3 separate regions of the Homo sapiens genome follow, and all the other regions are linked to region 1. The links are chromatin contacts, found by Hi-C in ENCODE. All regions are on one chromosome and are shown on one strand. The core of a region is the stretch at or near the end of the contact, and the rest is flanking DNA. Distances in the headings are between cores, read along the strand shown.

Region 1 (2,700 bases), core at 85-2,584:
GGGAAACATCCCTCTGAGCAATCAGAAGCGATATTTCAGCCGACTGAGCCGAGGAACAGTGAAAACGCTTCCAACAGGCAGATGTTGGGGAGAGGACATTGCAGGCGCAGAAGAGTGTTAGGAAGGGCTGTGAAATGGAAAGGTGTCGTCTTGGAGGAATCGGGCAGAGCCAGTTTACCCACAGGGAACTGGGCATGTAGGGGAGAGTGGTGCAGAATAAGGCTGGAAAATCCCGAGTTCTTACAGGCGCACTCGTCTACTCCGCGGACAGTCTCTTCCTTTCTATTGTCAGCGTCCTGGGGGTAGGGTTGTGTTATGCATTTAGTTGAACCTGAAGGGACTAGTCCAGGTCTCTCAGAAGGCAGTACCTAACTCACAGGCGACTGAAAGGAAACAAGGCCAGCGGAGCCCTGGCGGTGGCGAGGCTGTGCCAATTGCTAAATGGGGCAGCAGGACGTTTTTCTCTACTGAAGTGGCAATGCCGCGGAGCAGGAAGGCAGAGTAGCAGGTCTCCCGCTAGTGCGTCTCAACCGAAGAAGCGGCGTGATCTCTTCCTAAAACACACGAGGAAGGGGGCCTGGGCTGTGAGGCCGGCGTGGTTCTTGCACCCCTGGTCTCTATCCCTGCCTGGGCAACTGCTGGGAAGGAAGGGTCGGCAAGAGGCCTAAAGACCGGAGGCCAAGGGTGCGGAGCGCGGCCGGACTCAGAGGCGAGGACCCGGCGGAGAGGCCTGGGCGGAGCAGGGCGGGAGAGGCGCGCCCTGAGTAGGGCTCGGGGGAGGACGATGGCTGCCTCCTGCGGTCCTCCCCCTGCCTCGGGGGACGGCCCTTGGCAGACCGTCCCGGACTCCTAATTCATCCTGTTTTTAATAAAACCATTTCCAGAATCAAAAAGAGGGCGGTACCCAAAGGAGTCTGAAGAATGCCCAGCAGGGGCAGGGGAGCGGGGCGTGCCCGTATCGGGAGGCTGAAGGCTGACGGACCAGCGCAGCAGGGACAGATAACCGCGCCGGGGGGCGGAGGCCAGAGCCAGCCCCGCGCCCACAGGGTTGCGGCCCCAGACCCGCCGCGCGCACGCCCCCGCGCCTGGCGGCCACAGGGTCCGGAGCGGGGGCGGGGCCATCCGCGGCCGGGGGCGGGGCCGGGCGGGGGGCGCGCGGTTGGACCGGGCGGGAGGAGCAGGCTCTTCCATCTCCTGATTGGGTCTGGACCGCAAGGGGGCGGGGTCTTGAGGGGTTCTGCGGGCCGGCATTGGGAGCCGCAGAAGGAGGGCGTGGTAATATGAAGTCAGTTCCGGTTGGTGTAAAACCCCCGGGGCGGCGGCGAACTGGCTTTAGATGCTTCTGGGTCGCGGTGTGCTAAGCGAGGAGTCCGAGTGTGTGAGCTTGAGAGCCGCGCGCTAGAGCGACCCGGCGAGGGATGGCGGCCACCGGGACCGCGGCCGCCGCAGCCACGGGCAGGCTCCTGCTTCTGCTGCTGGTGGGGCTCACGGCGCCTGCCTTGGCGCTGGCCGGCTACATCGAGGTGGGGACCGGGCGAACGCCGGAGAGTCGTCTCCTTCGCCCGCCGGAGGAGCGCGGACTGCGGGCGGGCAGCGGGGTCCGCGGCAGGGCGGGCCGGCGGTGCGGCGCCGGGGGTCCGGCTCTGCGGCGGGTCTGGCGCGCCCTCCCCCGCCCGTCCCTGCTTGGCGCAGTGCTTAGCGCTGGAGGTCGGGCTGCCTCAGCCGCCGCAGAGGCCAAATGAAAGGCGTCGGGGCTGCTGGGGGCGGCCGTCCGCCTCGGCCGACCCAGCCCCCAACCCGCCCGCGGCGCCGCCACCTCCTCCGGGGACCCAGTGCCCCCGGGCGCCCGCCCCGCCCTCCCCCGGGACAATGCCAGGGCGCTCCTCTCCCGCCGGAGTCCGCGGCTGGGCTTTCTCCAGGGGCGGCCCCGCGCGGACCCCGTACGCTCCCTCGCGCGGCACCGGGGCCTCGGCTCCGGGCCTCCCACCTGCGAGCGGCGGGCTTCGCCTTTGTTGCCAGGTGGACGCGGCCCCGGCCTTCGCGCGCGGCAGGGATGCTGCGAGCCCCGGGGGAGCTCCCGCGCCAGGCCGCCCGCTGCTCCCTCTGCCGCCTGGGGCCGGGTCGCGGACGCGCATTTTTTAAGTGGCGCTGTTTGCCTGCGTCCGTAGACCGAGGAAACCCGCTCTGGGTGCGTTGACCGCTTTCGTGAGGGTTTCAGTGAGTAGGGAAGGTGCCCGCGAAGGCGTGTAAACTGTTGGAAAAATCGTCCTCTTCGGGTGTCAGAATTCCATCAGTGGTTGTGCTTCGAGGTCGCACCCTGAGCATCCCCGCTGCGAGAAAGGCGAAGCGGCAGGGCCGGGGGTTGGGGAGGCCGCGGGAGGGGGCGGGGGCGGCGGGGTCCGCGGTGCGGGCCGGAGCGGGCAGCCTTGGAGGAGCCCTGCTGTGGCCGAGGGAGACGGCGAGCTTGATCTTTACTTCCCTTCTCGAAGTGGTGCTTGAACTGCTGGTCTGGAATGTGTAGTTCTGGTGTCGTTTATTTCTTCTCCCTCTTCGCTCTTTTAAAAATTACAACTGGTTTCTGCATACTTAGCTAATTTCAGAGAGACCTGAAGACTGGATTTGATTGGGCATTAATTGAGAGCTTTCTTTTAAAGACCTCAGGTTTAGAATATATTTACTTCTACAGAATGTTCAAGTATT
Region 2 (2,851 bases), core at 120-2,619, 3.9 Mb before region 1:
ATGTGATTTAATTCCTTGTCTTTGTGAACAACTATCTCCGTATCTCCCCAAAAAGCATTACCTTCTTCTAGCTAAAATGGGCCTTTTCCCTCTTTCACAAATGCATTTTTTAAATCAATCTTTCCTGATTCACTTCAGCTGTCCCTGACAACTACATGCAACATCTGTTGAAAGACATTTGAAGGTCCACTAAATTCCAGTCACTCTGGGGTTGTATGTTACATATACTCCAACATACATACACACACACACACACACACACACACACACCCCCTTTTTTCTTATGTATCATTTTCTCATTCCCAGTTCTGATGGAAGATAACCTTTAGTCTAGAACCACACAGCCTTTGTATATCTCTACAGCGATCCCTGTAGTCTGCACACAGCGTATTCTACGAATTGCTTACTGTCAGATGTTTAGAAAGGGAGGACTGTCTTATTTATTTATTTCTGTGTTCTCGGTGGTTCCTTATATTGGACGGTAGTTTACAAAAGTTTAATTAATTTGAATGCAAGGCTTTAGAGTGCACCACAAGTAACGTCTCAGTTTTCCTCGGTTGTAGCAGAAAGCAGCTGCAGGTTCCTCCACCTTTCCCGCGTGGTCCTTACCATGCACAGGGAGACCGTAGGGCTTATTGATGACCACAAGGTTCTTGTCCTGGTGGAGAATTCCTCGGGTCAGTGCCTTAGCAAGCACGTTGGGGTGGACTCGCTGCAGCTGCCGTGTGAACCGCACTATTTCTTGCACTCTCCGCTGAACAGCGTTTGTGGACACCTAGGGAGAAAGAAGGAGCCGTGGGGAATGCCTGGTGCGGAAGCCGTGGAGAAGACCTTCCATAAAGGTCTGGGTGAGAATCTGAGTAGGGAATGACTATCTTTGCATCAGACCCGCGCCGCCTTCGACTAATTTGAGAGCAGAGATACCCATCTGTCTAACCTGCGTACCGACGCAGTGGTTAGGACTGAGCCTGACAGTAGCCAAAGATCCAGCTCACGGGAAAACACCGTACCCTTACTGACCCCTCCCCTCCGCCTTCTCCCCATTCTCCCACCTTGCGTCCGGGCTATTGACTCACACGCTTTCACTCAGAGGACCCTCCTACCTACTCCCCGTCTGGGAAACCAATGAGCGCACTGCCTCTAGGGAGTTCTGGTCCCTTTGGACTCACCGGCTCCTTCTTTGTGTCTTGTTCCCGTTTCTGGGCTCGGAGCTTCTCCGCTAATCTCTGGGCATTTATGGCCGTAGAGGCAGCGGCAGCGGCACAAAATGGCTTTGAGACGAGAGTGAAGAGACTCCCGCAACCTTGGCCGTTTCCCCGGATCCAGGGGCCCGACGCGCTCCACCTGGGCGCCGCCATCTTACAAGGAAGGGCGGGGCGAGCCAAGACCACGTGGAGAAGGGCGACTACAATGAGGCGGGAGTGGGTGGGCCCTGCAGGTCACGTGGTGCGGGGTGGGGCCTGGGCGAGTCACGTGGGGACGGTGCGCGCTCAGTGCGGCTGCGCCGGCCGGTAGCTGCAGCTGGAGCAGTGGCGTTTGGAGGAGACTCGGTGAGTGTGTAGGGAAGCCGGGCTGGGGCTGGGAAATGCCGGTGCCTCAACGGTTTAACGTTTTCTGCGTCCCCGGGATTTCCGTTCAAGAAGAGCACTGGTCTGAGAAACGTTTCTCCTTTTGGTACACGATCCCACTCAAAAACTCCTCCCCGCCCCCGCGCCCCCTTAGGAGCGATGTCCCATAAACGCTCGCCCCAGAGCCCTCCTAGGCACCGACGCCGTCCCTCTTAGCCACTGAATCTCCGGTGATCCGCCAGTCCCCTGCGGGACGCGTCGGGGACCCTCTTGATCGGATGCCCGGATCTCTGTAGTCTCTCCACCCTTCATCTTCCAACTCCCAGCCTCTTTGTTTCGCGTTGTAACCTGTACCCTTCTCCTAAGGATGACGGCCCCTTCCCTTATCCAGGGCCCCCAGCACCTATTTCCTACTTAGGAAGCACTGTGAGTGTTTTTTCTGCCCTTCCTCAAGAATTCATTTCTTGGGGGTCTCCTCCCTACCTTCCCTACTCCTCCTAAAGAAAAAGCTGAAAGAACGGAGCACAGACCTTCACTTTTCCTGTTTCCTTTATTTTTCCTCTCCATAGTTTGCAACCACACCATACCTCCTCTCACGAGATGCGATGTTGGGATTCCCTTGCCCGAACTGCAGGCGACTCCCTCTGATTTCACTCAGGGGTGGCTGGGAAGATAAACATCTGTTTGGGATGGTAGTGTTAAAAATAACTTGGGATATACCTGCCATTTGTTAAGAGGAAAGCTTATGCTGAGTTCAGAAAGAATGTCCTGAAAACTAATGGATCTGTGACGATAGAAGGAACAATTTTTTAAGACTGCTTGGAATGAAGGCTGCCTGAGGAGTTATTAGAGAATAGGTAGTTGAATTAGATTTGGGTTCTACACCTCCTAAAGGGTTTGGCAGAAGGGAGCCGTACCAACAAGAAACAAAGTTGATCAGGTGGAGCTACTCATAGAAGACTCAAGTTGAAGAGTTTGAACTAGAGGTGATACGTAGTGAGGAGTCTTTGAAGCTTTTCGAGTAGGGCAGAGAGACTCCTTGAAAGTGGAATTCTGGAAATGAATCTGGCAGTTGAATGCAGGACAGATGGGGAAGGAAAGGGTTTGATAGTGGGGAAGGAAAGGGTTTGATAGTAGGAAAACTAGTTACAATCTAGGTGGTCAGTGATGAGGTCTGGTCTTTTCCCCCTACACTGTAACTCCTTTGAGTTTGAATTAATTGAGTTATGCAGGTCAAGGCGTACTCTTGGCAGCTGCTGTTGATCTGTGAGTCCCTGGAAGAA
Region 3 (2,700 bases), core at 16-2,515, 4.0 Mb before region 1:
ATCAGCGCCGAAAGGAATCAGAATTCACTGACTTGGCGTCTTTCATCTTTACTGGCATAGGCCTGAAAATAAATCTCATGTGAGCTTTTAGTCCAACCTCCTGTTTTTCAAGGTGTCTGGTTTGGGACACAAAGGCTGACTTTCTGTTGATGAGGTTCTCTAAATTCTGGATTCCCACTGGAAAGCAGTCTGCCCTTAAAGCACCTGCCACCCTCTGTCGTCCTGATGAGGAAGGGCAGGCATTCTGGAAACAGCTCCTTTTGGAGAGCCTTCCACCTGATTTGGTGGGGTTAGGGAGAACAATGAAGGGAAGGGCAAGAGAGTCTATCTATCCCCCTCAGTGATTTATTGCTGAAATTCCTAGATGTGGAGAGAAAGCAACAAAGGTCTGGAAGCTGCCGACTGAAATAAATAGCGAGCTGTAATGTATTTAGCAAATGATAATGCAATCCACAGAAAGCTTTACAGAGGAGAAGGAAAAATACACTCCCTGGGGCTGGGAAGTCAGTGAGTCTTGTGAAGGCAGAGAAAGATACATTGTGCAGGAAATTTCTCTTGCTTCTCCCTACACATAAATCACTGTCTCTCGCGGGCGCTCTGCAGGGATGGAGATTGAGAGAGGCCAGGGACCCGGCTCCCTTGGGAAAACGCGCGGGCGCCCTAGCTCCCCGCTCTGCGGCATCTCACCTGCCCCCGAGGACCATCGTCAAGAAGAGGTTTCGTCGTGTCACTGACACCTCACCCCGCCTCCTCCCGCGAGGTGCCTCCGAGCCCCCGAGGACGCGGAACGCCGGGGCTCCCCGCCGGGCAAGCATCAGCATCCAGACCCCGCACGCAGCCCTGCACCCCCACGCCCTCCAGGGAACGCCGGCCCGCCCGTCCCCGGGACCTCCCGTCCCCTAAGCCAAGGCCCCCCAAGCCCAGTGCCCGCGCGCCACCCCTCCCTCCGACCCTGCGGCGGGACCCCCACCCCCGCACCTCTCCGCGGGGCTGGCTAAGCCTCCAGACCTCCTGCGCTGCAGCCGGCTCGGAAAGCCACCCCCAGGTCATCCCCCCGCGCGCGCGCGGCGGCGGCTACGGTGGCGGCGGCTGCGATCCGAACGGGCCCCTCCATGCACCGCGCAGGGCAGAGGAGGGAGCGGCGCCTCGCACGCCGGGGCTGGGGCGCTGGGCAGGGCGGGCGGGCGTGGGGTCCCGGGTCTCCTCGCACCTAGCCGCGCGAGCCGGGCTCCCGGGCTCAGGGGAGGGGAGCTGAGGGGCGGAGTCACCGGGGCGCGCCCCCGCGGCTGCGCTCCTCCCCGCCGGGGAGCGCGGGCACGTAACTCGGAGGGTGCTGGGCCGGCCCGGAGCACGCGAGCAGCGGGAGGAGGGACCGGGGAATGACTGACGGAGGCGGGCCGTAGAGGCCGCTGTGCCCCGCCGGCCCGCACCCGGCCGGAGTGTGCGCGCGCAGCCTGCCAGATCAGCGGCGGGGGCACGGGCCGTACCAAGTGACGGAGGGGGGCACGCTCTGGGCAGGACCCTCTCCTCGTCATTGACCTGCCTACTCTGCAAGAGAGATACCCCAGGGGAGCATAGAAGAGGCTTTTCTTGGGTGTAGGACAGGTAAGGGTGAGTTGCCTTACCAAGTCACGGAGATTCCCATCATGCCTGCACTCACGCTCCCCTCACCTTTCATTCCCTTGGAGAGACGGCTCTTCTGGCAGGTCTCCAAATGGTCGACTCTGTCCCCCGAGGCCCCGCCCTAGCCTCGTTCGGGCCCCGCCCTAGCCTCGTTCGGGCCCCGCCCTAGCCTCGTTCAGGCCCCGCCCCTCGCCCCGCCCCGCCCCTCGCCTCTACCTAAGTTCTCTGAGCCGCCAACGGGTGCATCCCTTCTCCCGGTTCTTGCCTGGTCTCTCTTAGGGTTCCAGCGGCCCACCGCTTATACCTCCTTCGCCTTTCCACCACTTTCCATGTTTAATTCCTTAGGCAGCTTCATCTGATTCCCCCACCACCACCCACCCGCCCTGCCTGCACATAAACGCAAGCAGGTAGCAAAACTCAGGGGCTAGGAGAGGCGTGGTGTGAGCCTTTGGCCCCAGAGTCTTTCCAACTCGTCCGTTGGACCTGCCCCAAGTTATCTGAACTCAATGAACTTCAGTTGTTCAAACAGAAAAAGGAAAAATAAATTTCTATTCAAAATGTTGCTGTGAAGCGTAAATACGATACTTTGTGAAAAGCACCTGCCACTCAGTGGGCATTCAAGGACTGTAACTTCTTTATAAATTGTTATTATTAGCAGTTAGCTCTTTTTTTTCCCCATCATCATTACTTACTATTAGCTTAACTACAAAAGGATCCCTAATAATAGTTAAGTTTATAAATACTCAGTACTGAACTTCAGGAGAAATATGCCAGTCCTCCCTTACCTTCTTACGTGAATTTTAAAAAGAAATGCTTTGAAAGTGTGGTATTGTTCAAGCAGGTTAGCTTTCTGCATTAGCTAGATTCAGGGTTTTTGTAAAGCCCCTGGAAAGAAAGTCAGTACAGGACGGAAAAAAAAAACACAATTTTTTTTCTTAAGACGGAGTCTCACTCTGTCGCCCAGGCTGGGGTGCTCTTGTTGCCCAGGCTGGAGTGCAATGGTGCGATCTTGGCTCACTGCAACCTCCGCCTCCCGAGTGCAAGCGATTCTCCTGCCTCAGCCTCCCAAGTAGCTGG

The links. A loop is a pair of places that touch in the nucleus more often than their neighbours do. Pooled maps may share reads with other maps.
Region 2: a loop to region 1 is called in a pooled map, with 13 times the contacts of the local background. The contact joins the promoter of RPUSD4 here to the promoter of APLP2 in region 1. A Hi-C loop is called at or near these places in 5 of 50 pooled maps.
Region 3: a loop to region 1 is called in a map of naive thymus-derived CD4-positive, alpha-beta T cell, with 39 times the contacts of the local background. The contact joins the promoter of CDON here to the promoter of APLP2 in region 1. A Hi-C loop is called at or near these places in 1 of 168 maps with a recorded cell type or tissue (naive thymus-derived CD4-positive, alpha-beta T cell), 2 of 37 single-sample maps with no recorded cell type and 5 of 50 pooled maps.

What each region holds. Positions count from the first base shown.
Region 1 is chr11:130,068,560-130,071,259 of GRCh38, forward strand. APLP2 (amyloid beta precursor like protein 2) reads left to right here and starts at 1,335. Exons shown (of 17, transcript NM_001142276.2): 1 at 1,335-1,523. The coding sequence starts at 1,419. It overlaps LOC107984432 (a long non-coding RNA gene), which reads right to left and starts at 1,090. Exons shown (of 2, transcript XR_001748444.2): 1 at 905-1,090; 2 at 1-554. RefSeq lists enhancers at 26-526, 527-1,027 and silencers at 944-1,173, 1,564-1,693, 1,764-2,223.
Region 2 is chr11:126,210,281-126,213,131 of GRCh38, forward strand. RPUSD4 (RNA pseudouridine synthase D4) reads right to left here and starts at 1,370. Exons shown (of 7, transcript NM_032795.3): 1 at 1,170-1,370; 2 at 610-775. The coding sequence starts at 1,358. It overlaps FAM118B (family with sequence similarity 118 member B), which reads left to right and starts at 1,502. Exons shown (of 9, transcript NM_024556.4): 1 at 1,502-1,550. RefSeq lists an enhancer at 1,155-1,384.
Region 3 is chr11:126,061,601-126,064,300 of GRCh38, forward strand. It overlaps CDON (cell adhesion associated, oncogene regulated), which reads right to left and starts at 1,266. Exons shown (of 20, transcript NM_001378964.1): 1 at 979-1,266. RefSeq lists silencers at 1,024-1,693, 1,764-1,853.